Linked DNA regions of Homo sapiens: region 1 is linked to region 2. Evidence: chromatin loops called from intact Hi-C (ENCODE). Cell type or tissue: gastrocnemius medialis. All regions are shown on one strand. Each heading gives the region's core, and the rest is flanking DNA. Links, peaks and the distances in the headings are about the cores only.

The links. Hi-C counts contacts between places; a loop is a spot of excess contacts. Peaks named below come from ENCODE experiments on the same cell type or tissue, not always from the same donor. Only the 100,000 strongest peaks of a DNase experiment are listed, where the experiment ranks them.
Region 1: a loop joins it to region 2, with 4 times the contacts of the local background. A loop is called at or near these places in 58 of 110 quality-filtered maps.

Annotation. Positions count from the first base shown.
Region 1 is chr10:71,313,091-71,316,000 of GRCh38, reverse strand. No RefSeq gene overlaps it. Among named protein-coding and RNA genes, the nearest start is that of SLC29A3, 4.7 kb to the left of the region's middle. In gastrocnemius medialis, for the core only: CTCF peaks have their summits at 1,323 and 1,528 (motif pointing left); DNase peaks (open chromatin) are centred at 1,540 and 2,480; H3K27ac peaks cover 757 bases.
Region 2 is chr10:71,895,033-71,897,942 of GRCh38, reverse strand. No RefSeq gene overlaps it. Among named protein-coding and RNA genes, the nearest start is that of LINC03139, 18 kb to the right of the region's middle. In gastrocnemius medialis, for the core only: a CTCF peak has its summit at 1,368 (motif pointing right); a DNase peak (open chromatin) is centred at 1,362; H3K27ac peaks cover 778 bases.

The DNA of each region.
Region 1 (2,910 bases), core at 234-2,733, 580 kb after region 2:
CCTATTCTGGTCTGGTCTCCTACAGTCATAAGTTTGCGGTAGTGTGTCCTGAACCCCATCTGTGTCTAGGAATGCAGTGGCCATGCTTTTCTGCCTTGATAGCTCCCAACTCTGTATCTGGCTGGGGCATATGAGGCATTGCAACCGAGTGGATTCAATGACAACAACCATCTGTGCTCAAGTATTGTTGGAGAAGGTCAGGGAAAATATTTGTAAATGGTAAAGTACTACATCCATTAGGCATCTTTATTCTTATACATGAGGAGAAAAAGAGGAGGAGGATAAGAAGGAGAAGAGAAGGAAGGAAAACTCCAAATGGCCAAAGCACTTTCCACTGGATCGACATTTTACAATCCTTAATCCTTTGAAAAAGCACCCTGGCCGGGCGCAGTGGCTTGCGCCTGTAATCCCAAGCGCGATTATTTTGGGAGGCCAAGGCGGGCAGATCACGAGGTCAGGAGTTTGAGATCAGTATGGCCAACATGGTGAAACCCCATCTCTACTAAAACTACAAAAAAAAAAAAAATAGCTGAGCATGGTGGTGGGCACCTGTAATCCCAGCTACTCGGGGTGCTGATGCAGGAGAATTGCTTGAACCCAGGAAGGCGGAGGGTGCAGTGAGCCGAGATTGCGCTACTGCACTCCAGCCTGGGCAACAAGAGCGAGACTCTGTCTCAAAAAAAAAAAAAAAAAAGATAGAAAGAAAAAGAAAAAGAAAAGAAAAAGCACCTTGTTTCTCCTTGGTTTGGAAATGCCCTGAAAGGTTCTGAGTGCTGGCAGAAGCCATCCCAGTATCACAAGAGGACCAGCTCCAGGCCCAGGGAACTGGAGGATGAGATGCCAAGGCTGGCCAGGGTGGCCGATAGGGAAGCCTCTTGGCTTGGTGGTCAGAACTGGGCCCTGGAGCCAGACAGACCTGGGCTAGGATGCTTTTTATGTGGCCCTACGAAGTCAAGCCTCAGTTTTCTCATCTGTAAAGGGGGTGAGAATAACAACCTAACAGCCTTCTAGGAGGCACAGAGTAGGTGTATGGATTGCTGTTAAAGACGGTGAGCCAGAGGACACAGCTCCCGCTCTGCCTCCAGCCCCCTGACGGCCGCCCCCATCCCGTAGAATCCACCACACACCATGAGGTCGGTGCAATTGTCAGCCCCGTTTAGCTTATGCGGAAACTGGGGCACAAAGAGGTTAGTACCTCATTCAGAGTCACACAGCTAGTCAGCGGCAGAGCCAAAATTCACATGGTTGCCTTTCTGCCTCCAGAACCCACCCAGGAGACTCCATGAAAAGTGGTTGGGAGTGGGGGTCACACAAGCCCTCATCTTTAAGACTGGAGCCCTACAGGCTCTCCTCTTCTTCTCTTCCCCAGGGTCTGTTGACCTGCAGGCGACATAACAATCAGGAAGAGTCAGAATATTTTTCACAGGCTCCTTTTGGGGGAGGGTGCGGGGCGTTGGGGCGGGGGGGCGGTGCGACGGGCGGAGCGGAGAGCGCCAGGCATAAGGCTCATGGGCCGATGCTGCCATCTCGTGGAACTTCTCTATCAGTGCAATGCTCACAGATTGGGGTCACTCACTCACTACGGTCTTTCTTTCCAGGGTTACTGGATACCCGTGCGAGGCACGAGGATTCTGAGAGATAGGGTTAGTAGTTATGGTGATAAAGCCATAACTACGGACTCATAACTTCTCTGCTTCCACATCACTAATTTATTTTTTAAGAGCCAGGGTATTGCTCTGTCACCCAGGCTGGAGTGCAGTGGCATGATTGTAGCTCACAGCAGCGTCCAGCTCCTGAGCTCAAGTAATCCTCCCGTCTCAGCCTCCCCGAGTAGCTGGAACTACAGGTGCAGGCCACCACTCCCGGCTAATTAAAAAAAATTTTATTCAGAAATGGGGGTCTCACTATGTTGCCCAGGCTGGTCTCAAACTCTTGGCTTCAAGTGATCCTCCCACCTTAGCCCCCCAAGATGCTGGGATTACAGGCGTGAGCCACCACGGATGGCCCACATCACTGATTCGAATTCCAGTCCCCTTTCTGATTCTAGCCACCTCTCCTTGCTGTGTGCTGGTCAGTGGCTCCCTCCAGGAACGTTCTGGACTTCCGGGAGATGCCAGCACTGACTCCTCTGTCTTCCCTTCATCCATCAAGCATGTCCTTCCTTCTATCTTCAGGCAGCTTAGATCCCAAGGTTCACCATGTCAGTAACATCTTCGCAGTACCCTGAACTCCCATGTCCCTCATCTCCCCGTGGCAGCGTGGGCCCACCCTGGGGGAGCCCAGCTACAGCTGACAAATGATCCTCACTGGAGAGTCCCCAGCAGACCAGCGAGTCTGCTTGGAACTCACAGTTATCAACGCCAGATGGGCCTGAGGATTCCCTGCAGTTCTACCACGTGTCTTGGCTCCTGCTTGCTGTAAGAACTGTTGCCATCTTCCTCCTCCACTTGGCCCAGGGCCCTGAACACATCCCTCCCGGAGATGGTCTTTACGGAGAAAACAGAGTCCACCAGTTAGGGATGTTCCCATTTGTCAGCGCCAATCTATCTCTTGCTCCACAGTTACAACAGGGAAATTGCTCCACGTCCCCTCCCCGTTTTTCTTTGGTATCCTTGTTTGGGTTCTTTTTATGGAAGTACCACCTACATAGAGACTAGTGTGCAGATCGTAAGTGTAGAGTTCATGAATGATCACAGAATGGTGACGTCTGTTCCACCAGCACCCGGAACAAGAAAGTGAACGCTCTTAAAGCCCCAGAAGCTGCTCTCCTCTGATTACTATGTGTACAAAACAAACGACCCCCAAATGTAGTGGTGCCAAAAAAAATTTGTTATGGCACAGATTCTGTGGGTTGGGAAATGGACAGGGCAGGATGAGCATGCCTTGTCTCTGTGCTGCGCCCCCACTCGC
Region 2 (2,910 bases), core at 184-2,683:
ACCAGCCTGGGTAACAGACTGAGACTCTGTTTCAAAAAAAAAAAAAAAAAAATGCGAGGGGACTAAGTTAAGAGGTAGTTTTGTTTGTTTGTTTTGTTTTGAGACAGAGTCTTGCTCTGTCAGCCAGGCTGGAGAGCAGTGGCACAATCTCGGCTCACTACAATCTCGGCTCACTGCAACCTCTGTCTCCCAGGCTCAAGCTATTGTCCTCCCTCAGCCTCCTGAGTAGCTGGGATTACAGACACGTGCCACCATGCCCAGCTAAGTTTTGTATTTTTAGTATAGATGGGGATTCACCATGTTGTCCATGCTGGCCTCGAACTCCTGACCTCAAGTGATCTGCCTGCCTTGGCCTCTCAAAGTGCTGGGATTACAGGCATGAACCACCATGCCCAGCCAGGAATCACATTTCAACATGAGATTTGGAGGACAAACGTCCAAACCGTATCAACCTTTATGCTTCTTTTTGGCTTCCAGGAAAAACAAGACCCCTCTCTCAGGTGCCCTTAAAGAACCCCATCCTTTTTCACAGCATCTAACCAAACTTTGGTTTTTTGAGACTAAATTTTTTTTGTTCCCTCACCAAATTATAAGTCCCATGTGGGCAGGACCTGGGCCCCTTTTGCTTCTCACTGTGTCCTCAGTGACTAGGACAGTGCCTGGCACTTTGCAGGTGCTCAAACATCTTTTCTTGGTTACATGAAAGAGTGAATGGCTTTTTTGAGCACCTACTAGAGATTAAAAGTTTTATAGATGTCAAGTTTTCCTAAAGCCAAGCACAGTGGTGGCCCGGTTTGGCACTCAATAACTTACTGAGTCCTTGCCACCCAGGTCTGCGTTCTGTCTCTCTGGGTTTAGGGGTCTGGGATGTGGCCTTCCCTAGGGCTGCTATGAGTTGCTGTGGAGGCAGAGAAGACAAGGCTTAGCCTGCTAGCTGGAGCACTTCAGGCATCATTACTGTGGGCAGCTCTGTGAGGTCACTCCTGCCCCAATCCCTGGGCACCCGGCTGAGTGTGAGGCTTTGAGGACCAACCTAGAGATTAGGAACAGGGTTTTAGGCCAGGCATGGTGGCTCATGCCCATAATTCCAGCACTTTGAGAGACCAAGGTGAGAGGGTCACTTGACCCGAGGAGTCGGGGATCAGCCTGGGCAACATAGTGAGTCCCCTTAGCTACACTTAAATTTAAAAAAATAGAAAAGAAGGAACAGAAAATAGAAAAGAAGCAAATAGAAATAGAAAAGAAAAAGAAAAGCAAGTATAATAGAAATAGAAAAGAAGCAAATACTGTATTCTTCTGCCGTCTCATGGTCAGTCCTAGAATAGCAAGGGAAGCTTCCCCACCTCTCTGGTACTATACTGGGAGTGACCGCCAGAGGGCAGTGTTCTCCACATTGTTGCACCCAATAGGTGTCCCACCACACAAACCCAGCTCTTTAAAAAGTAGATTTTTTTCTTATCCAAAGTCGATTCATACAAAAAGAAAAAGAAATAAAAAATAAATTATTTTAATGGCTTCATTGCTACATGTTTGTTTTTTTGAAAAGGAGTCTTGCTCTGTCGCCCAGGCTGGAGTGCAGGGGGGTGATCTCCCCTCACTGCAACCTCCGCCCCCTGGTTTCAAGCGATTCTCCTGCCTCAGCCTCCGAGTAGCTGGGTTTACAGGCATGAGCCACCACGCCCGGCTAATTTTTGTATTTTTAGTAGAGACAGAGTTTCACCATGTTGGCCAGGCTGTTCTTGAACTCCTGACCTCAAGTGATCTGCCCACCTTGGCCTCCCAAAGTGCTGGGATTACAGGCGCGAGACACCGAGCCCAGCCCTCATCTCTATTTTAAATTATAAAAAAATTTTTAAAAGAATTATTGAGGACCCAGATATTTATTAATTTATCAAAAAGTAATAATGAACTCATTACATGTAAACATAAACATATTTTTACGAAAAATACCTTCATTTCCAAAACAAAGAGAAATTTAGTGAGAAAAACAGCATTGTTTTACACTTTTGCAAATCTCTCAAGCAACTGTCTTAATTAAAGACTGTTGGAGCCTCATGTCTACTTCTGCATTCAGTCTGTTGCAATATGTTGGGGCTTTTAAAATTTTTATTTATTTTTTTATTTTGAAACAAAGTTTTGCCCTTGTCGCCCAGCCTGGAGTGTAATGTTGTGATCTTGGCTCACTGCATCCTCCACCTCCCAGGTTCAGGTGATTCTCCTGCCTCAGCCTCCCGAGTAGCTGGGATTACAGGAGTGCGCCACCACATCCAGCTAATTTTTTTGTATTTTTAGTAGAGATGGGGTTTCACCATGTTGGCCAGTCTGGTCTTGAACGCCTGACCTCAGGTGACCCGCCCACCTCAGCCTCCCAAACTGCTGGGATTATAAGCATGAACCACTGCGTCCCGCAATATATTGTTTTGATTGAAGAAAATCCAGCCTCCCGCAAACACGGAGTTGGAAAAAAAGACGAGTATTTTGATAGCTTTTTCAGATAATTGTGAATATTCTTCTTTAATGCTACGCCAAAACTTAACAAGCAATTGTTTCTTTAAGGTTGATTATAATGTAGAATCTGAACCCATATCAATGAACATTTCATGCTTTATTATATTAAAATGCACGGGCCTATCTTGTACTTTTGTTTGTTTGTTTGTTTTGGAGAAGGACTCTCACTCTGTTGCCCAGGCTGGAGTGCAGTGGTACCATCTTGGCTTACTGCAACCTCCACCTCCTGGGTTCAAGTGAGTCTCCCACCTCAGACTCCTGAGTAGCTGGGATTTCAGACACATGCCACCATGCTTGGCTAATTTTTCTGTTTTTAGTAGAGCTAGGATTTCACCATGTTGGCCAGGCTGGTCTCGAACTCCTGACCTCAAGTGATCTGCCTGCCTCAGCCTCCCAAGGTGC